Regions from separate parts of the Mus musculus genome. Here all the other regions are linked to region 3. A link is a loop called in an ENCODE intact Hi-C map of the cell type or tissue named here. Cell type or tissue: heart. All regions are shown on one strand.

Evidence for each region. A loop is a pair of places that touch in the nucleus more often than their neighbours do. Peaks named below come from ENCODE experiments on the same cell type or tissue, not always from the same donor. Only the 100,000 strongest peaks of a DNase experiment are listed, where the experiment ranks them.
Region 1: a loop joins it to region 3, with 9 times the contacts of the local background. A loop is called at or near these places in 3 of 42 quality-filtered maps.
Region 2: it touches region 3 in a loop (2.7-fold over the local background); 4 of 42 quality-filtered maps call a loop at or near these places.

The regions. Positions count from the first base shown.
Region 1 is chr8:88,113,788-88,121,787 of GRCm38, reverse strand. Cnep1r1 (CTD nuclear envelope phosphatase 1 regulatory subunit 1) reads right to left here and starts at 3,029. Exons shown (of 6, transcript NM_029074.3): 1 at 2,919-3,029; 2 at 1,937-2,008. The coding sequence starts at 2,943. It overlaps Gm2716 (predicted gene 2716), which reads left to right and starts at 3,181. Exons shown (of 8, transcript NR_151771.1): 1 at 3,181-3,422. In heart, CTCF peaks have their summits at 3,021 and 3,222; a DNase peak (open chromatin) is centred at 3,107; H3K4me3 peaks cover 1,985 bases; H3K27ac peaks cover 1,064 bases.
Region 2 is chr8:88,357,542-88,365,541 of GRCm38, reverse strand. It overlaps Brd7 (bromodomain containing 7), which reads left to right and starts at 3,370. Exons shown (of 17, transcript NM_012047.3): 1 at 3,370-3,636; 2 at 3,832-4,040; 3 at 7,513-7,642; 4 at 7,948-8,000. The coding sequence starts at 3,588. In heart, CTCF peaks have their summits at 3,296 (motif pointing right), 5,340 (motif pointing right) and 7,370 (motif pointing right); DNase peaks (open chromatin) are centred at 2,481, 3,341 and 3,571; H3K4me3 peaks cover 3,143 bases; H3K27ac peaks cover 2,072 bases.
Region 3 is chr8:88,196,128-88,204,127 of GRCm38, reverse strand. It overlaps Tent4b (terminal nucleotidyltransferase 4B), which reads right to left and starts at 4,246. Exons shown (of 12, transcript NM_001372333.1): 1 at 3,626-4,246. The coding sequence starts at 4,224. In heart, no CTCF peak of the experiment used is centred here; DNase peaks (open chromatin) are centred at 3,227, 3,907, 4,977 and 6,597; H3K4me3 peaks cover 3,401 bases; H3K27ac peaks cover 3,179 bases.

The sequences.
Region 1 (8,000 bases), 82 kb after region 3:
GGAAGAGCAGTCAGTACTCTTAACCACTGAGCCCCCAAAAAGATTTATTATTTTAAATTATGTATATTTGTATGTGTGTGTTCATAGGGGTTTGTGTACATGTCTGCAGAATCTAAAAGATGGTGTCAGATAGCCTGGAGCTGGAATTACAGGTGGCTGATGTAAATGCTGGGACCCGAACACTGTCCTCTATAAGATCAGTATGCACTTTGAACCACCAAGCCACCACTTCAGCTCCAAAATATGAGTTTTCTTAACAAAATTGTATTTCGATAGCTTGTAGGCAAATTGTGTGTTGCTTAGGGAGTTTCTTATGTGTGTGTGTACATGTTCATGTATGTATTTACACTGTGCATGTGTGCGCACAGCCAAAAGTCAATGTATAACTTAATTTATGAAACAGAATAGCTCACTGAATCTAGAGTGATTCACACAGTACTAAAATTTTTATCATGTTTTTAATGAAAGTTACAGCCGGGCGTGGTGTCGCACGCCTTTAATCCCAGCACTTGGGAGGCAGAGGCAGGCGGATTTCTGAGTTCGAGGCCAGCCTGGTCTACAAAGTGAGCTCCAGGACAGCCAGAGCTATACTGAGAAACCCTGTCTTGAAAAACCAAAAAATAAAAAAAGAAAGTTACAACTTTTTTTTTTTTGGTTTTGGTTTTTTGGTTTGTTTGTTTTTTTATTTTTATTTATTTATTTATTTATTTATTTATTTTTATTTTTCGAGACAGGGCTTCTCTGTATAGCCTTGGTTGTCCTGAAACTCACTCTGTAGACCAGGCTGGCCTCAAACTCAGAAATCTTTCAGCCGGGTGGTGCTGGGATTAAAGGCGTGTGCCACCACCACCCAGCTGAAAGTTACAACTTTTAATTAAAAATATGTCTCTTAAGGCTGGAGAAATGGCTCAACCGGCTGCTCTTCTACAAGTCCCATGTTCAATTCCCAGCACCCACATGACAACTTACAACCCTCTATAACTCCAGTCCTAGAGAATCTTTTGGGGACTGCACATATGTAGTATACAAACATATGTGCAGGCAAAACACCCATACATAAAATAAAAAAAAAATATTATTGGAGGTGGGGTTGGAGAGATAGCTCAAAAGTTAAGAGCACTTGTTCTTGCAGAGAACCTGGGTTCAGTCCCCAGCACCCACACAATAGCTTATAATCACTAGCAACTCCTGTTGCAGGATATAAGGTACCCTCTTCTGGACTCTGCAGGCAACAGGCATGCACTTAAAATTAAAAAATATGTATTTTCATAAAAAATAACAATTCAACCATATAAAATAGTCTCTCCTTTTAGGGTAGCCAGTTATAATTTCCTTTTTCTTTAAAAAATTATTTAGTGTGTGTGTGTAGCTGCATGGTATATATAGGCATGCATGTCATAGCACAGCACAAATGTGAAGGTCAGAAGAGAAGTTTGTGGAGTCTGCCCTCTCCTTCCCCTTTAAATGGCTTCTGAAGATGCAACTGAGGGATATAGGCTTGAACGGCATACACCAGAGCTATCTTGCCAGCTCATAATTTTCTTAAGTACTTCTGTGTAATACGTTGTCAACAGCACTAAGTAATACATTTAAAAGTTGTCTAGCCAGGCTTGGTGGCTCACGCCTTTAATCCCAGCACTCAGGAGGCAGAGGCAGAGGCAGGTGGATTTCTGAGTTCGAGGCCAGCCTGGTCTACAGAGCGAGTTCCAGGACAGCCAGGGCTATACAGAGAAACCCTGTCTGGAAAAACAACAACAACAACAACAACAAAAAACAAAAACAAAAACAAAAAAAGTTGTCTAAACTCAGAAATCTTATAGCTTAGTAAAACAAGGATTTACTAGTCAAAAGTTTTAAAGAAAGGGAGTCGTTCCTACTTAGGAATAAAGCTATCAACCACACTTTATTTTCCCTTAGAAAGCATTCAGCAACTTACTTCTCCAACGTCCAGTGGCAGGTTGCAAGCAATGAATATATTCAGTAAGTCTTCTTTCGAAAGCCTTGAGATCTAGGTAAAGAGAATTCAGTTCTCTATCTGCTCTTTCTAGTCCGAAATGAAATTTGATAAAATGAAATTTTAGATCGACAAACTCCAACAGGTCTTGCACATCAAATTACTTGTGTCACGCACCGTTTGCTTATATAATAACAATTTTAAGTACACAACAAAAACATCATTTTTCGTTCATCCCAATTTCTGGAAACCAGTTGGTCTACTTTTAGAAGCTTGAAAACTGGTATGCTGGAAGACCAGCAGCAACTTCAGCCAAGAGTCAAAAGCTAAAACTGGGGGGTGCGGTGGAGGGTGTTTACAAATAAATGGACCAAACTCCAGCTTAATTCTAATTCTGTGGAACCAAGAACTTCCTGTTGAAACATCAAAATCCATGAGGTCTAATTGACTGCAATTATCCGATTCCGGCCCTAGCTCTTATCATTAATTGATGGCTATGTAGTATGGGCTTACTAGACTTCCATACACAGATAACGGGCTGTACAAACATACTCCCTTATCCTCCTAGGAATGGGTCGCCGGTGAACGTCCGGCCAGCAGCAGCGCCTACGCCTTGTGCTGTGGCAGAGCGTACCTCTGAATGAAGTAGGGTGTTATTCCCACAGAGGTGTTTTTTAAAAAATCAAAATAAAACAAAACTTTGAAAGGCCAAGAGTACATCTAAATTCCGGCAATTACAGAAGCCAAGGAAGAAATTAGGGTTACGGTTCGTTAGGTTGTCAAACAGAAAATGAATTCGCACTCTATAACTCGCAAGGGCTCGTCACTGAGACGGGGGGGCCCCCGAGCCCCTGCGGGGGGGGAAGGCGGCACCCCTCGGCGGCCGTGCGCCCCGCGTCCCCGCCACGCCGCCCTCGCGACCTCCTCAGCCTCGGGACGGGACCCGGCGGAAGACACACTCTACCTTCCGCTTGTTCCAGCGAGTTCATGTCGGGCGGCAGCTCCGGTCACCGCCACGGCCCGGTCCTCATCGCAGCCCGCCCTCCCCGCCCCGCCGACAGCGCCAACTCCCACCTCTAACCGCTCCCTTCAGCCCCTCCGTTTGGCACCGCCCATTTTCTAGAAACGTTGAGTTTATTGGGTAGCTCATCCAGACCCCTCAACTAAACTAGTTTTCTATTGGCTAATTTCAGCAAACGCCTTCGGGAACCCAGCGCTAGATGTTCAACTGGAAGGGCCGAGAATAGCGAGCAGCTAGGCTGATATAGCCATGGCGCCGCCTCCTGCCTCGGGGAGGAACTGAATTCTGTCCAAGCATACTTTATTTTTAAGCTTGGTTGCTTTCTTAGTTCTTAAAACAATGATTGAGCGCCCACTAACTTCTGGGCAGTATTTTGGTTGCTAAGGAGAGACCACCAATCTATCCCTGCCCTCAAGGAACTAAAGAGAAACTGAGATATGTTCAGCAGTAAGTACTAGAAGCGCCCCCAAGCAGATTTCCTTGATTTTGATTTCTCTTCTTTAGATATCCAATTCCTTAAGGAAGGATTTCTTTCTTGGTTATTTTCTCCTCATGTCGTCCAATATAGTCATAAAGAATGCACAAAGTGCCGGGCGGTGGTGGCGCATACCTTTAATCCCAGCACTTGGGAGGCAGAGGCAGGTGGATTTCTGAGTTCGAAGCTAGCCTGGTCTACAGAGTGAGTTCCAGGACAGCCAGGGCTAAGAGAAACCCTGTCTCGAAAAACAAACAAACAAAAAAAAAAAAACCAAAAAAACAAAAACAAAAACCAAAAAACAACAACAAAAAACAAAACAAAACAAAAAAAGAATGCACAAAGTATGTCTTTGTAAGTATAACAAAAATATGTACAGGGTTAGCAAAATTAACATTTGATTAAAATGACCTGTTATTTCTGTTTATTTCCTGGTGGTCATTGATTCATTCAAGAGGTATTTATTGCATGACATGCTACGCATTGTATTTGTCCCATATTACATTATATTTATGACCACGGTAGATAAGATTGCATTCCTCACAGTGAAAGGTTTCAGGGAGCAATAAACATAAAAGTAGGCAACTGATTTCAGATAACAGTAGCTCTATGGAAAAAGCAACCAATATTAAAGACAGGAGGAAGGAGGTCCAGAAGTGTTGCAAGGAAGTTTGAGCTGAGAGGCCCAAGAAGACGGAAAGGATCCAGCCACACAGATCAGGGCTGAGAAGGTCTTTGAGCAACACCGCCATGTTCCCAAAATTGATACATTGTGTGTTTTACTAATCAACCTTTGCCCTAACTCACTTATCAGCTCCTGACTCCTTTGTTTTATAGACTCCTCTACCCTAGTAGCACTTTCTAAACTTTCCCATTAAGGAGCCTTCTCTGGTCCAAACCCTTTACATGCATTATCTCATTTAAACTTTTACGATGACTTGTTTGTTTTAGAGATGGAGTTTTTCTCTGTAGATTAAGCTGGTCATGAACTTGCTACAAAGGTCCATTCTGGCTTCAAACTTGCAGTCCTCCTGCTTAAGCCTTTCAAGTATTCAGGTGTGAGTTGCCAAGCCTGACTTAAAGATGTGTGTGTGTGTGTGTGTGTGTGTGTGTGTTATGTTTTTTTCCAAACAAGGTTTCTCTGTATAGCAACCTTGACTGTCCTGGAACTCACTTTGTAGAGTAAGCTAGCCTAGAACTCAGAGACCTACCTGCAGTGCTGGGATTAAAAGCATGGTACCATCATGCCCAGCTTCGAGATGAATTTTTAATGTTATGGATCAAAACCTATGAGTTATAAAATATACTTATTAGATGATGACATCTTGATGTTTTGAGCCAGGGTCAGACATATTCCTGGCTGTTTTGTAACTCTCTATGTTGACCAGGTAGGTTTTGAGTTCACAGAGATTTTCTTGCCTTTGCTGGGATTAAAGGAATGCTACACTACACCCTTGCCCATAGCCATTACTTTTTTTTTTTTTTTTTTTTTTTTTTTTGAGACAGGGTTTCTCTGTGTAGCCCTGGCTGTCCTGGAACTCAGAAATCCACCTGCCTCTGCCTCCCAAGTGCTTAAAGTAATTAAAGGCGTGCGCCACCACCACCCGGCGCCATTTCTTTTAAGAACAGAGGCAGCTGAGTGTGGTGGTACAAACGTTAAGTCCCAGCACTCAGGAGGCAGAGGCAGGCAGATTTACCCAGGGAGCTCCAGGCTAGCAAGACTACACAGTGAACTCTGTCTTTTTGGTTTTTGTTTTTTCTTCAAGACAGGGTTTCTCTGTGTAGCCTTGGCTGTCTAGAATCTTGCTCTATAGATCAGACTGGTCCAGATCTGTCCCCCAACCCCCTGCTATCCGACTTTTGCACATCCCATACCTCCTCCCCACCCCTCACTGGCTGTTCTTGCAAAGGACCCAGGTTCAATTCCCAGCACTCACATGGCGGCTAATAAGTGTCTGTAACTCCAAATCCAGGCGTCTAATGCCGTCTTCTGTCCTTGAAAGGTACCAGGCACACAAGTGGTTTAAAAACTTATATTCTAAAAAACTCCTGGAACAACTAGAAGTGGATAAATTCCTAGACACTTATAATCTACAAAAATTAAAACCATACAAATAATTTAAATAGATCCATAACAAGCAAGGAGATGGAAGCAGTAATCAAAAGTCTCCCTGCATGGAAAAGGCCGTGACCACAGGAGTTCACGGCCAAATTGTACCGAACCTTTAAAGAAGATCTAACAACGAACGAAGCTCCTCAAACGGTTTCATGAGCCAGGAATGAAAGGAAGCCTCCCAGCCACATTCTGTAGAGCCACGATACCCAAGTGCATGCTCCATAACGCAGGAATGGAAAGAACCCTCCCAAACGCACCCTACAGGGCCGGCATTACCATAATACCCGACATATAAGGACATGACAAAGAAGAAAATGATAGAGCTGTTTCCTTAATGAATTCAGGCATGACAATTCTCAGTAAGATCCTGGCAAACCAAATTCAAGACACCAAGTTGGTTTCATTCCAGAGATGCAGCGATACTCTGACGTACAATAGTCAAGTCAGTAAGTGTAAGTTGGCACATAAATCTTATTCAGGACAGAAAAAAAAAAAAAACAAAACATGTTCAAGTTAGTCATGATGGTGCACATGTTTGATCACAGCACTTGGTGGATGCAGGAGAATCTGGAGTTTAATGATATCTTCAACTATATAGACAATGTGAGGCCAGCTTTGGTATGTGAGATCCTGTTTCAAAAAAAAAAAATACAGAAAAAAAATCAGAAAGAAATCAATAGGATCATTTCAATTGATACAGGAAAGTTCAGATCACTTTATGATAAAATCTGTGAGAAAATGAGGAATTGGAGGAATGTATTTACTGTGTGGCAGATCTTTCCTGGGAAGAACCAAGACTAGAGTGATAAAAAGCTTAGAAGACTCCCTAAAAGACAAAAATTTTAGATTCAACAAATAGAATCATTCCACAACAAAGGCCTTTTTGTACAATGGATGTATGGTACAATGGCTGTATGGTGGCCCTGGTACATTCCTTCTCAAATAAGGTTACCTTCATCATTGGTACATAGTCAGGGGTGTTTTCTAGTAGACCTAAAGATAGAAATGTATTAGAGTTATTATGAAATCATATTATTAAGCAAGAAGTTAGTAGTAAGGTAGAGAACGCTCCAGTGACATATTTCTAGTCACCCAAGAAAGGAAACTCACATCAGAGCAAAGTAATGATTGTCCAACTTGGTACCAAAGGGTCTTTTATTGGGATTACTAACAGAAGTGCAAGTGAGGGACCCTTCTAGGAGTAAGGATGGCTCAAAGCAGCAGCCACATTGCTGAAAAACCCACCCCGGTCCAGGTGAAGACTCACAAACTTTCAGTGAGTGCTAAAGCTGTCTGCAGAGCTGTGGAGCTCGAAGGCCACTCTGAGGAAGAAATGCAAGTGGCCAGTAAGTAGTTGAAAATATGGTTCCATGTTCTTACCCAGCAGGGAAATACAAATTAGAACTAATTTGGAATTCTATTTCACTCCAGTCAGAATGGTGGCTATCATCAAGAAACACATGTGACAACACATGGAAAGGAAATTATAAATTCTAGTCAGCCCATATAGAAGACACACAATCCTTCGGGTACTTTACTTACAAGCTGGAAGCCTAGATTGGGCATTTGGTAACTACTCTAACTTACATTCCTGGTCACTTGCTGTTTCTTTTGGCTGTGTGGTCCATCTCCTCTCAAGGTGGCTTTTTCTTCTCTTCTGTGTTCTTTCTTCCCTCCTTGTCTCTACCTGGCACCCTCAGCCAGGTAACCGGAAACCCTCCTGTTGCGTGGAATTCCTTAATCAGCTCTATGCTCCCAGCCACCGGCCAGAGCCCTCTGGATTTGCACCAGCTTAGTTTTGATATACCTTGACTAGCTCAATGGTTGGTCACTTCTAAAACTCCCCACAGCCAGCAAACACTCCCCTCCAGCATTCCTGAATTAATACCTCATAAATCTGTATTTTATCTTTGTTGCCCTGGCTCCTTCTGGGTGGCCCCCTATCTCTGCTGCCAAGACATTACTAGGCAGCCCTTCCAGGAACCACTTTCCTTCTTGTACCTACATTTCAACTGTTACTCCCTCCTGTTCCTTTCCTGCATCCATATGGCCTGCCCCCTCTCATGGTGGACCCTCTCTTTCTCCTTTCTTCCCCAAGGGAACCCAGAAGTCCCGCCTCTTTCATCCTGCCCAGCCATTGGCCATTGGCTCTGTATTAATCAATCAAAAACCAATGGGGACAGGGATCTTCGATGTTTGGACACTCAGATTCCCAATTTGGGGGCCGAATTAAGACAAAGCATTAAAGCCAGTTCCCAAACACTCTCCTACCTCTATTGCCCAACCACAGGGCTTAGCCTTTCATAGACCAATTAACTTGGAGGACAAGATTCACACAACAAAAGCTGGTGTATGTGAGCATTTCCTTGTTGGAGGCAACCAGATCTTGGGGACCAGTATTTAGCACTCGAATGCATAGCAGCACCAGACCAAC
Region 2 (8,000 bases), 160 kb before region 3:
TTGGGAAGGCTGAGACCCCCTGCTTTAGAGGGTCCTGGGGACTTGAATTCACTACAGCAGAGTTCCTTTGCCCACACAGCCTGAGTCTTCAACCTCACAAAGAGGTTGTAGCACAAAGGCAACAGAGTCAAAGTTGGCTTCTGTGAAAACGTAGCTACCTTTACTAGAGGAGCCTCATTTTCCCGGGCCCAGTCCCAGATTTTCTTCCTTTTGGTCACCTGGTACCCAGGCTGGACCAAATCACCTACAAATTAGATGTCTCAAGTGAGCCAACCAACATCATCCACTGAGATTTTTCCGGGTGAAGCTGAGACCTTCCCCCCCCCCCCCCCGCTGTCAGGACACATAAAAATCCTAGCGACAGCTGGTGGTCATGTTTCCAACTATATGGGGTAGGAGTGGATAGAAGCTTGAGAAGGTGTGGTAGGGACCAATAGCACCAAATTCTTGTTTACCACTCTCCCCTTTGAGACAAGTAAACTGGTAAATCTCCTTTTTATTGACTTGAAATAATTCACATTGAGTCTGTCTTTCTTCCTTCCTTCCTTCCTTTCTTTCTTCCTTCCTTCCTTTCTCTCTCTCTCTCTCTCTCTCTCTCTCTCTCTCTCTCTCTCTCTCTTTTTCTTCTTGTTCCTTCTCCTCCTCTGCCTCCTCTTCTTCCTCTTCCTCCTCCCCCACATTTCCCTCCTCTTCCACTTCCTCCTCCTCCTCTTGGTTTATCGAGACAGGGCAACAGCCCTGACTGGCCTGGAACTCTTTGTAAGCCAAGCTGGTCTCAAACTCGCAAAGATCCTCTGCCTCTGCCTCTGCCTCTGCCTCTGCCTCTGCCTCTGCCTCTGCCTCTGCCTCTGCCTCTGCCTCTGCCTCTGCCTCTGCCTCTGCCTCTGCCTCTGCCTCTGCCTCTGCCTCTGCCTCTGCCTCTGCCTCTGCCTCTGCCTCTGCCTCTGCCTCTGCCTCTGCCTCTGCCTCTGCCTTCCCCTGCCCCTGCCTCCCAAGTACTGGATTAAACATGAGAGCCTTATGCCCAGCTCAAATTCAGTTTCCTATCACTTGCAAATGGCAGGGTCCTAAAATATCATCCTATCATCTCAACACTGGAATTCAAGGCTAAGCTACAGGTCTAGGGGTAGCTCGGCACTACCTAAAATGTGGCGGTAAAGGGACTCTGGCCAGCTCGAGTGTGGCAAGCATGGCTCTAACAGGCCCTGTCCTTCTCCCCATTCCCTCTACCTTGCTCAAAACCATTAGATTAAATATATAAAGCTAGCCACCAAGGTCTATTCCCTTGTTTGGCTAATTCCTCCTCCTGAGATTGCCTACCAAGGTCCAGCTATCAAAGTATTGAAGTCCAGCCATCAAAAGCCCCCTTTGGCTCACCTAATTAACATGCACAATCAAAATTAAACACCTCATCTTAACACACAGTTTTCTCCTTTTACCTAAGAGCACTGTCTGTCTCCTTTGTATCCAGAGGCAGTCCTTTGTCAAGGGCAAATACCCCTTACTCCTCTCCCTTGTTCCTGTCCCCTTCTCCGTGTCCTCTATCTCCTGTCTTTGTCTCTCAGTCCCTGACCTTTGTACCTCTAAAGCAAGTAAATCTTTGTGCTGAGAATTTGGCCTTGGAGTGTCTTGAGCTGACTTCGAGGTTCCCTACAGGGGTTTACACACCTAGCATACCACACACAAAGATAAACAACAAACCTTCCAGGAAAAAGCCATCCAAGAGTCCAACTTGTTGTTGGTTTTTGTTGTTGTTGTTGTTTTAATTTATGTGTGTGCGTGTGGCTGCATGGATCTATGTGCACTAAATGAACACAGGTGCCTAAAGAGCCAGGAGACACCCTGAAATTGGAATTACAGGTGCTGTGAGCTGGTGGATGGGGGTAAGTACTGGGAACCGAACCCAGGTCTTCTGGAAGAGCAGCAAGTGTTCTTAACTCCTGCATCTTCTCTCCACTCTCAAGTCCACTTCTGAGTACAGTAGAAAGGATCGGTTAGATTCTTTCTTGAGGAAAAAATGAGATTTTTATAAAATGTATAGGCCACTAGAAGGCTAAAAGTGCAGTAAAGACACTTTGCACTGTGTGTACTAACTAATGAAAAGGATTGTGACTCCAGTTCAAGCCTGGATTTGAATACTGATTCTACATCTGACCCCTATCTTATTTCTTTGGGCATCCATTTCCTCCTCTATAAAATGGGAATATGAATATTACCTGCTCTTGCTATTTTGTAAAGTTGTCTCACACACACACACACAGAGAGAGAGAGAGAGAGCGTGCACTTTATTTCCCTAGACATCTCTGCACATGCAACAGTGAGCTCTATTTTTAGATAGCATGTTACTATGTAGCCCTGGCTAGTCTGGGATTCAGTCCTCCTGCCTCAACCTGAGGGCCGGGATAGGCCAGCACAGCCATGCATGCATGCACCATCACACCCAGCACAAGCAGATCTTAACGTGGCCCATCTGGGTAAGTGCCAGTAGACAAAATTGTCAGTGAGCCACTGCCCAGAAGGGCTGGGCATCCAGAGATAAGAGAACAGGAACGGCACTGATGGGGGTGAGAAGCAGACAAAACAGCAGGCAGCCTGTGCCTCCCTGGGGAGCCAATAGCTGCAACCCCACCACCTTTTCGGAGGCAAGTTCTAGCTAATTTCTAGACCCTTAGCTTCCTTTTCTTTCCAGTTACTTTAGCATATAAATTGTTTTTTAAACCACAAAGAAAAGCATAAAAGTAAAAGAATCCACCCCTATACCGTCCTGGTCACCTGAAATAAAGTAAGCAGTACTGTTTCCAGCCTTTGAATCCAGACCACACCTTCACTTCCGGTCTCACTTTTGAACAACACTGCTGCACACTTGGTGCGTTTCATTTAGTTAACATCTTGGAGGCTTTATTCTATCATGAACAAGCCTTTGTTTTTGTTTTGTTTTGGTTTTTTTCTGTATGCATTTATTTATTTGTGCAAGAATATATATAAATGTAAACATTAGAGGACAACTTTCAGGAGTCGATTCTCTCCTTCATGTGGAACCTGGAGAGCGAACGGAGATCGTTAGGCTTGGCAGGACCCATATTCTTGGGTCTGCCCGATCCTGTACAGATGGAGTTCAATAATATTGCTAAAGACAAGAAACAAAAGCCAAGGAAAGTTAAAAGGATTCAGGAAAGCAGGGAAGAGCGTCGGGGATGGAAAAAGAAAGTCAAGACAGGCCCCGCCTCTGAGCCCGCCCCCCAGCCGCAGCCCCGCCCTCCACCACAGGCTGCAGCGCCGCCTCCGGCCGCCAGGGGCCGCCACGCGCCGCAGACCGCATCCCGTCCGCTCGGCGGCCTCTCTTTCCCGCTGGTTTGCCGGCCTCTCGCCCTCTCGCCACTGGTGTCGCGCTTCGGTCGCGTCCCGCGCGTGGTTTTTTTTTTTTCTCGTGAGGGACCTCGCGCCGCCGGGCGCGTGCCGTCCCCCTGCCTCGCGGCGCGGGCTCTCGCGGGCCCCGCTCCCGCCCTCCGCTCGCCTGGCCCGGACCGGAAGCGGCGCCGCACGGCCTGGGCCTGGCGCGGGGGGCGGGCTCTGGGGCCCGGTCGGACATGGGCAAGAAGCACAAGAAGCACAAGTCGGACCGCCACTTCTACGAGGGTGAGGAGCGGCTGGCCTGCCTGCGGAGCCGCGCCGTCCCCTGCCCGCAAGGCCCCGACCCGCGGAGATCGCCCCCGGCGGGGCGGCGTTCGACTCGGGCCTGCCGGTCCCGGCGGGGGTTCGTGGGGCGCTGGGAGGTGGGGCGCCCGCCCTCGGCCGGCCCCGGCTCAGCCCCGCGTCCTGCTCTTGTTTCAGAGTACGTGGAGAAGCCCCTGAAGCTGGTCCTCAAAGTCGGGGGGAGCGAGGTCACCGAGCTCTCCACGGGCAGCTCCGGGCACGACTCCAGCCTCTTCGAAGACAGAAGCGACCATGACAAACACAAGGACAGAAAACGGAAAAAGAGGAAGAAAGGCGAGAAGCAGGCTCCGGGGGAAGAGAAGGGGAGAAAACGGAGAAGAGTCAAGGTAAAGGGGGCTTTGTTGCTTATGGCCCCGGGCTCCAGTTCCCAGCCTCCTTAGCCTGTTCCAGTGCGACACCCAGACGTCTGGGAAGTCTGGCTTTGTGGAGGAGTGAGACAGACCAGAAGCCTGGGTCACCTGGGCGCTCAGCAAGTCTTGTCCCAAGTGTCCTCTCGAGCACCCGTGCTGTCCCCACACATCCTGTAAGCAGCCGAGTCCTGGTCTTCCGTGACTCCTTCAAAGGCTGTTTTTTTTATAATTGTCTTGGAAGGGTGAGAAGTCACTCACCGGAAAGCCTGGGAGGTTTGTCAAACGTAGCTGTTCTTCAGAAGTGAAGGCGATCTACAGGTGTCCCAAGTGTTCTCCTGAAATAAGTTATTTTAATGACAAATGGAGCTGGCGCGGCGTGATGGCACGTGCCTGTGATCTCAGCGCGCAGGAGACTGCGGCCAACCTGTGCTGCTTAATACAAAATAAGCAACCGTTTTCATTAACTAGAAAAGAGTAAGTAGCTAATGTCTTGATTTGCCAGGTAGGTTGAATAGTGCGGGTTAACTTTCTTCTCAAAGGTGAGTCCACCCATATCTGGAATTGCCCTAGAATTCTGCCCTTCCAAAATGTTAGCTGCCTGCCCTCAAGTGCTTACTAAAATGCGTTAGTACTTTTTGAAAGTCATCCTTTCTGAGGCTTAGTTTTAGAGTTTTTCTTTGCTTTATACAGTCATTGATGAGTGGCCAAGCCTTAGAGATTGTCTCTTTAAAATGTCTTAAATTATTGGGGGGGGGGGGAGGAATGTTTTAAATTTATTCTTTTTTGCCCAGAATTTTATGACCTTTAGCTTGACTATGGCAATAGTCACAGTCTTGGGTCAGGCTGGCTTATATTTTCATTTCCTAAATTACAAAAGCACACAGGCATGAGTCTTTGTTTTAACTGAGAGTTTTGAAAGTGAACATGTAAATTGTTTTACCTATGAGTTCGACAAGGCTTGTCTTGATTATATTCGTGGGTATTTGGGCATCAGGTATGCAGCTGGCCTAGAACTCAGTGTATGTCCGTCATTCTGGTTTTCCTTTTGCTGGGATTATGCATGTGGGCCACCATCGCTGGCTGAGAAGCCTAAGAAAAACTTTGAACAGGTAGATTTTGGTATGCTTTTCATATTTAAAAATCCTTGCCCTTGGGTAGACTTCTCATACAGATACAGAGTTTGAGTCAGAACAGAAATTTAAATTGAAAGATATTTTCTCTCAGAATTTTAAAATTTAGGACATGGGGTTAAGTGCATGTAGGTACTTGTGGAGCCCAGAAGGGGGTGTCAAATTCCTTAGAGCTGGAGTTACAGGCAGCTGTAAGCTGTCCAATGTAGGCACCAATTCAGCAGACTTTATGTCTTTTCTGGCTGCTGGTCAGCGCCCTGATTTAGCCTGTGACCAGCATTTGCTTTCTTGGAACTTTGGGATTGCCTCTCTCCTGCATCGTCACTTTACAGTAGATGCTGTGCTTTCAACTCAGGTGTTTAGTGACTGGAGTACCTCTCTGATCACTTTCTTCCCTCTAATGTTTTTATTCTCTGTCTTAGTTTTTTGTGTTGTTTAGGAGAGAACTCAACTTTATCTTCTGAGCTCAAGAATGTACATCTTAAAAGTTTCCAGGTCACGTGGGTGTTGCTTTGGTGGTCACTGCTTGGCAGTCTGTTCTCAGGCTCTACTTTGTACCTTTAGGTCAGTAACTCTGGGGTTCCTGACCAGCCAGCCACCTGGTCCCCAGCCTGTGGTCTCAACCCCTTTTGGGGTAGAGTGACCCTTTCACAGAGGTCACCTAGCAGTAACAGCAAAGTTACAGTTACGAAGTAGCAACAAAATAATTTCAGTGGCTGGGGTCAGCACAGTATGAGGAACTGTGCTGGGGTCACTGGAAGGTTGAGAAGCACAGGTCTAGAAAGCATCAGTGTCTTATTACTCCACATTTTTATAGCAACTTGTTCATACATTTAAATTTTGCCCATTAGAGAGACTTATCTTTCAAATCTTTATTTTATTTTTTAATGTGGATGGGTGTTTTGCTGTGTGTACATCCGTATGCCACTGAATGCCTGGTGCCCATTAGAAGTGAAAAGAAGGCCTTAAATCCTATGGTTCTGGAGTTGTGAGCCACTCTGTGAATCAAACCCAGGTCCTCTAGGAGAGCAGCCAGTCCTCTTAATTGCTGCTGGACCTCTCTAGCCCTGCCCTTTAGTTTTGAAGCTCATCAGTCCTGAGTTTGGGAGCCTGTGCTAGGTTTCACATCCTCTCTGTGATGTCTTTTTCGTCTTTACATGGATTTGTAAACATTTATCTACTGCTGGTCTCCCTTTCATGAGTGTTTGTGTCTCACATTCTTCATCCCAGCATGTAGTTTAGCTTTACTGGTTTCATTGCAGCACCGAGTTTATAAATAAAATTTCAGATTTGGACTGGAGAGCTGTTAAGAGGCACTTGCTCTTCAAAGGGACCTGTGCTCTGTTCCCAGCCCTCATCGCATGCAGCTCACAACCGCCTCTAACTCCAGTTCCAGGATTTCTGATGCCCTCTTCTGGCCTTCAGTGCACTGCATCCATGTGGTGTCCATGCACATACCTAGGCACATACATACATACATACATACATACGTACATACATACATCTTTAAGTCAAATTTATGGGGAAAACTCCTACTCCTGAGTCTCAGAATTCTTTATCTGAAGGTCCCAGGTTTTGCTTTGTACATTTACTTTCCTGGGAGTTTCTGTGTGTGGCCGGTGTCTAGATTTATTGTCTGTCTGTCTGTCCTGCTTGTCTGTCCCTGTGTCCACGCTGTCTCACGGTCACACTATGAAGATGTTTAGTGCTGTTAAGGTTTACTGTCATTTATAGCTTTGGCTTCCTTGCTTGTTTCTGTGACTGTGGCACTGGAGATCAGGCCTTTGCCATCCTTTCTGCTGTTGGGCAAATGCTTTTCCATTCTCCTTGTCTCACTGTGACCTTCTTCAAAACTGTTGTGTTTTTAGTCATTCACTCCTCAGGAAAAAGGGAATAATTGGTTTTTCAGATTTTGTGGAGAACGGCTTTACAGTTCTGAGTGGTGTTACTTGGAATTTGATGGCTGTGGAGAGAACTAACAAGTATATCTCCTTGTTCAGGTTTTCTGCTATTTATTGGCTCACTAATATTTTATGATTTTCCCTAGAAGGGACTCTTTTAGGTTTGCTTGAAGAATATTGTGTTTGTGAATAGTATTATTTTTCTAATCAGTTATTTCTGTCATAAGGAAATACGCTTATTTTCCTTGATGAACATGTTCACTTTATCCAGTAGATGGCAGCAAAATACATTACGTTTTCTTAATTTAGAATTTATTCTTTTCAGTGATTATTTTTCTCCTTTGAAACTAAAATGATATGTATTTAAAAATGTTGATTATGAAATATTTCTAAGTTGCTTCCCTTTGTTCTATTTAGGAGGATAAAAAGAAGCGGGATCGAGACCGTGCAGAGAATGAGGTGGACAGAGATCTCCAGTGTCATGTCCCTATAAGATTAGACTTACCTCCTGAGAAGCCTCTTACAAGCTCGTTAGCCAAACAAGAAGGTTGGGATTACTCCGAGCTGTCTGTCTGAGTGAGGAGGAGGAGGGGGAGAAAGGGCCTGAGCATTAGCTTGACTCACAACTTAAAGACTTGTAATGAGTTTATTATAAGTTCTCTTATTTCTCCTGCTGCATGAGAGCTCTTAAGTTAGCTTTGGTGTTGAGTTGGTATTCTCAGCCTTCAACACTTGTGTGATAAATTGAATTCCTGAGTGAAGTATTTAGTAAGAATAGATGAGTTATATAAATGGAAAACTGAAGTGCTAGATTATGCCCTTTTTTTGACACATGTTTCCTGTTTGCTTTAGAAGTAGAACAGACACCCCTTCAGGAAGCTTTGAATCAGCTCATGAGACAATTG
Region 3 (8,000 bases):
AGACTTGGGTTTACGGCTTCAGGGGGCAAAGGTTGAGAGACAGTAACTAAATCCAGAGTAATTTCATTTAAAAAAGAGAGAGAGAGGGAGAGAGAGAGAGAGAGAGACTTTAGGATGAAATCCAAATATTTGTTTCTTTCCTTCCTTCCTTTCTTCTTCATCTTCCTCCTCCTCCTCCTCTTCCACCTTTTTCCCCTTTTGTGGGATTACTAGAGATGAAACCTAAGGTACCATACAAGTGATGCCCCACTGGGCTACTGAGAGTGTCTATCCAGTGAATACAAGGGGATACGTACATAAAGAGGGTTAAACAGGATCTTGCACTTGCAAGAACATGAAGCATGTTAGGGGAAACCAAAAGACTCAAGAGCCTGGACACCTTTAAGAGTTGGCTTCAAACTCTTAATGAAAACTCAGGAGTTTGTCAGCCACTAGCCCAAAGGCATAAAGGACAGAGTTCTACTGCCATGTCCTGAGTCCCTACCTGGAGAGTCCACTCAAGAATGCAGGCACGAGAATTTGTTCTTCTACCAGCAGGGTACCAGTTAAACCTCAGGACGTGGGAGATACTGCTAAGAGTCACACTACATTTAATGTCCGAACAGTGCTGGACCTCTGAACAGTGCTGTATTCTGAGACTGAAATCTTTATTCTACAAAGAAGCTCCTTAAACAGGGAGGTAAACAACTCAAAACAGCTTGGATATCCCTGAAACTAACCAGATTCACTGTGCCACTCCATGCAAAAGTAAACAAACAAACAAACAAACAAACAAAGCTGAGAGACCCACTCAGAAGAGCAGAGCTCAGCTGCAATGACAACTCAGGGACCAGCTGGATACCTGGAAGCAGAAAAAACCTGGAGGAGTTTTAGACAAACTGAGGCACCTAGAAAGGACACTGTCTACCTATTTAGCTGCCTGCGGTCTGTGCCATGTGCTCCAGGTCCCTAGCTTTGAGAGCTGGATAGGCTTTGGTGATGCAGATGTCTGAGTCATTTCTGGCTCCTTTAAGTAACCTTTCACCCATATTCCTTTAAGTAACCCCCCAAAAAGTCAGATTTCACCAAGTTTTGGCTTTTATGGTATTCACACTTAAGTCTGTTTTGAGTTCCCTATCTAAAGTGAGTAGACATGTATGTTATGTCTCCCCAGGGAAAGTTCTGTCACATAATGAATAGCACCATACTGAGGTACACTCAGAAGTCCTACTGTTTAAATACCTGTAACTAAAATAGCAAAACTGTCAGGCGGTGGTGGCGCACACCTTTAATCCCAGCTCTTGGGGAGGCAGAGGCAGGCAGATTTCTGAGTTCAAGGCCAGTCAGTGAGTTCCAGGACAGCCAGGGCTACACAGAGAAACCCTGTCTCTTAAAAACAAAAACAAAAACAAAAACAAAAACAAAAACAAAAAAAAGCAAAACTAGGCTGGCAAGATGGCTCATCAGAAAAAGCTGTTTGCCATCAAGCACTGGTGAACTGAGTTCAATCTACAAGACCCTGAAGAAGAATGCCAACTCCCAATATGCTGTCCTGTTACTTCCACTCGCTTACTTTGGCACATATGTGCACACATGCATGTGAACACATGCATATACACACACACACAATAAGTAAATGAAAATTTTAATAACTAAACTCCCTTAAAAGCTAAGAAACTGGACCACGAAGATCGGAAAGGAATGGAATCACTGAAAACCCAGAGTCTCTTAACAAACCTTAGGAACTATTCACTGCATCTCTCACACTAGGAGGGCCACTCCTAACTGCTGCCGTCTTCTTCAGGGTAAGAATACAAGTCTGATGGAGTGATAAGCCGCTTAGCAAGTTTACAATCAGTTTTTAAGCAGTAATCCCTCAGGGAAGTGAACATTCCTCCCTGATCCTTCTGAGGGCAAGGCAGTATCCGAAGCTTCTGCGTGGGAACTTTTTCAGGATTAAGGGGCAGCCAGCACTTTGGATTTATAGCATATCTTTTCTAGAAACAGACCAGAGGCATCAGTGAAATGCAGCTAGGGACCTTCCAGGTATTATTTGACAGTGATTACCTAAGCAGAGCTCACTCGAGGAAGACAAGACCACCAGAACCCTCAGCATTAAGTTGTTGCCACTAAACCACAGGTTTATGTTTGCCATGGGAAGGCTAACAGGATGGAACCACAAATCTTTAATGTAAGGTGATGACCATGGAGAGCGCCCTTGAAGCTGGCAAAAATGCCTGAGCCAGGAAGGATCTCCTCTGGAAAACGAGGGCAGCTATGAGGCATTCCCCAGCATCACTCCTGAACCACATGACTGCATTTTTCCATAAAAGGTGGGAGTTGTAATAGTAGTGTACTGAGCAGACACCAGCCCACTACAGCAGATGGAACCCACCAACTCATTTTACCAAACCTTCAAAAAGGTACACACAACTATCTCTCCTTGCCAAAACCAGGGCAGAGCTGACTGGGTGAGTCTAAGAAAGTTCACACGGGATTACTGATTGATTTCCTGAGGCCTAACTACAGATCAGTACCTGAAAACGAGAAACTGCCCTCAAAAACCTTCAGAGCTGGTTTTCCATACTGGAGCTACACAAACCACACTCTACACTTCTCACACACACACTACACCAAAATCCAAAAGCATAAGTTTATGAAAAGGGAAAAAAAAAGAACGAGAAGAAAAGACTCAGTAACCTAATCCAGCCAACACAGGGGCTCTTCCCAAAGGAAAAGCAGGCTGGAAACATTCCCAGCTTATGTACATAATTCACTAGGGCTCAGGTAAGATTCCATTTTGTAAGAGCTGAACTTTAAACACAAAGTCACCGGTGGTGCAACATTCACACACTAACACCAGCACCCCTAAATGAAAACCACTGCTACCTCTGCCACAGTGACAACCTCACAGTGAGAAGCTGCCGACCATGAACTCCTGCAAAGTTCTGTCAGGGCTCAGAAAAGCTCACCATCTATGACAACTTCAAGCTAGCTGTCACTCAGTGCTTTCTGCTCACGACAGACATGGCAAACACTGGCTTTTTTTTTTTTTTTCCTTAAGTAAATATAAAAGATGGGCCAAAGGATCAAGAGCAGGCAGTGTCTTTCAGGGCTGAGGAGATTTTCGTCGTGGACTGGGGGAGGGGAAGGAGCATTCTGGATGTTTCTATTCTTGGCAAGAAGAGCACCTCCTGGTCCTAACATCTAAAGACGCTAAGGCAGAAACGTTCTCAGGAAGTTAACTAGCCCGATGCTAAGGGGCTTCATCTTGGGGTGTGGTGGTGGGGAGCAAGGTGTGGAGGACAGAAAGGGATCAGAGGGCAGGCTGAATTCTAGAGCATAGAAAGATCCAGGAGAAGGACAAGCAAGAATGCATCGGGAAGGTGTGGACAGTTAGGAGAGGAGGAAGGTAGAGATGACTACGAAAAGGAGAGGATAGCTCCACTTTTTCCAAAGGAATTCCAAAGAAAGGTCCACCGAGACTGGTCAAGCTATGAAGGAATGAATGGCCACCGATGCTCTGGAGGCCCCACTGGGGCTCCCCATCCCCCACCCATCATCCCCCCCTCCCGCCTGTGGGCGTGTTCCCCGCTGTGCGGGTGTGCCGACCCTCCAAGACGCAGGCCACGACGCCAGCACTCACCCCACGACTCCCTGGTTGTAGTTCCGTCGCTTCCACGGGGTCCCGCTGTACACGCCCCCGCCGCCGTCCGCCCGTCCGCCTCCGGCCGCGCGCCCTCCGCTGGGCTGCAGCAGGCTGTAGTTGAGTCCGTAGGTGCTGGCCTTGTTGTCACGTTTCCTCTTGTTGCTGCTGCCCGAGGCCGGGTCGGTAGACTCGGAGGCGGGGAGTGCGGCCGCCGGTCGCGGGGACGAGGGAGCCGATGGGACCGGCGACGCCGAGGGGCCCGCCGATGCCCGCCGTGCCCAGGCCGCCGGCTGGTGGTGATTGTTGTTGTTGTTGGTCGTCTCCAGGGGCAGGAAGTCCCGCTGCTCCGCGGGCACGGCGAGGCCGCCCAGTGGGCGCTCCCCCGAGCGGAACATGCCGGCCGGGGCCGGGGCCGTGCCGCCGGGGCTGCCGGGGCCGCTGCCGCTCCCGCCGCTCGCGCTGCTCGCGCCGCTGCTGTGACAGTGGTGGTTGAAGTAGAGGTTCCTCAGCCCCTGGGTCGTCTCCCAGATCTGCATCCACAGACTATTGGACGGTCCGAGCTGCTCTGGCTGGAACCAGGCGATCCTCGGATCCATCAAACGGCGGCGGCCGCTGCCCCCGCCCCTCCCGGCCGCCCGCAGGGCCGCCGCCGCCGCCGCTGCCTCAGGCGCACGCCCGCCCTCGGCCGCCGCCGCCGCTGCCACCCGGGTTCCGCCACGGGCGGCGCGGTAGCGCAGGGAGCCTGGCCGGCGCCGGCGGCGTCGCTCCCGCCCTCGGGGCTCGCAGGCCCTCCCCCCTCCCTCCGCCCCTCCGCCGAGCCCCTGTCACCGGGGTTCCCGTGCAAATGGCGGCGGCGGATCCCGAGAAGGGCGAGCGGCGGCGGCGGTGGTGGCGGCGGCGGCAGCAGCAGCGGCGGCGGCGGCGGCAGCGGCGGCGGCAGCGGGACGCGCCTGCTCCGTAGCGTCCGTGCTGCTCGGCCCCGGGGCGGGGCCTCCGCCGGCTCCGCCCCTCGCTCCGCTCCGCCTGCCCCGCCGCCGCGCTCGCCCCGCCCCGTCCCTGCTGCCAGCCGTCCGCGGGTTCCCCGAGGCCGCACCGCGCGTCACAGAGGCCGCGGCAGGCTGCAGGCAGCGGGGCCGCAACCGCCTGGTCAACCGTCCCGCGCTAGCTTAGCTGGGGTCGCACGTACCTGGGCCTCCGGGCACCTCGGACGCGCGCGCCGCCGCAGGACTCTGTTGCCGCTCAAGCGCCGCCGAGGCACACGAGGCGGCTGCCGACTCCGCGGAAAGTGACTGGTTTGCGCCGCCCACCCCGCTCCGGACCGCCGGCTCCGCCCCTCGGTCCCGGCGCGGCCCCGGGGCTCCTGGCCGCGCGCCGCGCGAGCACGAGAAGGGCGGGCTTCCGCTCAAGGGCCGGGTTAGCACGCGGCTGCACGCGCATCTCGGTTCCGGAGCGGTCTCAGCGGCCTCTGGGTCGCGAGTGCTGGCACCGCTGCCCGGCTGGAGGGCCACACAGCGCGGCTGTTCCAAGGTGCACTTACGAGCTCAAAGCCCCTCAACTTTCATAACTAAGAATACTCGAAGCCTTTTAAACCTAAAATCACACTACCGTTGCGGTTAATGATCGTTTTTCATAGAATGCCCATTTGTGTAGCTTTCTTCTGGCGCGAAAAATAACCAAAAAGGGGGCAGGGGGTGGTTGTCAGTAATTAACATTATCCAGAAGACTAGAACACTTACTGTGCGCATGCTTCAAGCTCGCTGCAAATTCCAGAACCGAGTCCCTGACTGACACTTGAGTTTTGGCTCTGTGCCCAGTTCAATATCCTGGAAAGTTTGGGGTGGTGGTGATTGGTTTTGTTTATTTACTTATTTTGCAAAGGATTAAAAATCTGTTTGTCACAGAATGAATCATTGCTCTACGTTTTTTCTTAGGGGGAAAAAAAAAAAAAGAATACAATGACCACTGGCTGAGCTAATTGTAACTCTATTAGAGTGCTTGCTTAGCACACGAAATGCCCTGAGGTTGGTGCCAGACCCTCAGCAGGAAAGGAGAATCTCCGATTCATGGCCATCCATAGCTACATAACAACTTGAGACTCAAGCCCTCCTTTTCCGGACGGGGACACACACACACACACACACACACACACACACATGAAAGTGAAGACACACTATTAAATGTTTCCATTTCTTCCCCAAGTCTCTGTACAATACATGTCAAAATACAAGACATTCAGTTATTTTGCACTTTTCTGCAAATGTCATGTTATAAGTCACTGCCATTGGTATTTTTTTACATTTTTGTATATTTAATTTTTTTTCCATTACAATAGTACCTTAACAAAAGTTATTTGTTGTATGTGAGCTATTTTTTTTTCTTTCAGCAAATGTGAAGAACTACTAGAGGCTAGCAAAAATGATCAAATAAGATGATATACAAGAGCACTTTATAGGAGCTGGAGATGGCTCAACCTTTAAAGCCTCTAAGAGTACTGGCTGCTCTTCCAGGGGACCCAAGTTCAAATCCCGGCACTCACATGGCAACTCACAACTGTCCAGTTCCAGGGGATCTGACACACAACACAGACTTACATGCAAGCAAAACTCTAATGTACATAAAAATAAAAAATTGTAAAAGTACTTTATAAATTCAAATGTAAGCCGGGCATGGTAGCGCATGCCTTTAGTCCCAGCATTTGGGAGGCAGAGACAAGCAGATTTCTGAGTTCAAAGCCAGCCTGGTCTACAGAGTGATTTCCAGGACAGCCAGGGCTATACAGAGAAACCCTGTTGTCCCGTCCCCCCCCAAACAAACAAAAAAAAAAAACCCAAAAATCAAAAACAAAAATAAAATCAAATCAAATGTGGGTGAGCTACCACCCTCAGGGATATCATGCAGCAGCAAGGAATGCTGGCTGCCCAACCCTGCCCAGTCGGCCCAGTCCTGCCTGTAACTTAGCCACTCCTTCAAGCTGTCAGCAGATCCTGAGCTATCTATCCTCCACACAGAGCTAAGTTAAAGTGACCTTAGAGAAGTTAATCAACCAGGGTATTTGGCAGCTTTCCGTGAATTTACTGCCTGAATGAGGAGGCAAAGAGAGGTAAATATTCAAACTCAATCCATTCAATTAATTCAACAAATATGTCAAGAGGCAATTATATACCAGGTTCTGAGGATACAGCAAAGAACAATGTTGATAAGGTCCATGCCTTCATGGACCTTGTGTCCAGTGAGTGAAGCAAGCATATAATCCCACTCTGGTCAGTGCTAAGGGGAAAAAGCAGGCTAAAGGAATCCTATTTTTAGATGAGCTAAGCAGGGAAGGCTGCTCTGAGGTAGTGTTATTTGAGGAAGGACTTAGGTAAGAGACGAAGCCGTGATCATTTACAGAATGATTTCTTTGATGGAGTAGTAAGTCCAAAGGTCCTGAGGTAGAAATCTGATTTGTGTACAAAATAATAAAGTGATTTAATTAAATATTGAATGTGTGGCATAGACACTTAGAGTATATATTCTCAAAGATTCCTTAAAAAAATCATCTGACCCAGAGATAGCTTGTTAGGTAAAGTGCCTCCCATGTAAGCATGAAGACTTAAACACCCACATTAAAACAAAACAAAGCAAAACAAAACAAAACAAAACAAAACAAAACAAAAAAAGGAATAGTCAGGCAGTAGAGGCACACTTCTTTAATCCTAACACTCAACAGGCAGAGGCAGGTGGATCTGAGTTCAAGGCCAGCCTGGTCTACAAAGTGAGTTCCAGGACAGCCAGGACTATACAGAGAAACCCTGTCTCGAAAAAAAAAAAAAAAGAAAGAAAGAAAGAAAGAAAGAAAGAAAGAAAGAAAGAAAGAAAAAAGAAAGAAAAAAGAAAGAAAAGAAAGGAAAAGAAAAGAAAAGAAAAAACCTGTATAAGGCACAGCAAGGTCAACCTAGGCTTCTTGGCACCAGGCCCTGGTCAGAGGCTCTGTCTCTTTTTCTTTTCTTTTCTTTTTTTTTTTTTTTTTTTTTTTTTTTTTGGTTTTTCGAGACAGGGTTTCTCTGTCTAGCTCTGGCTGTCCTGGAACTCACTTTGTAGACCAGGCTGGCCTCGAACTCAGAAATCCTCCTGCCTCTGCCTCCCGAGTGCTGGGATTAAAGGCATGTGCCGCCACCACCTGGCCCATAATAATTGTCATTATGACTAAATCTATGGCGGTATATGATTAAATTACTCCTCTCTGGCTGACAGGGACTGTGAATGAGATGAGCAGTGTGAGTAGACCTCACCCAGTCTCACCAGCCATCGACTGAGTGCCTGAATAGGAAAAAAATAATAAGCTAAGGGAAAAGAGAGTCCCTCTCTGTGCCTAGTTGCTCCTGCTGGAACA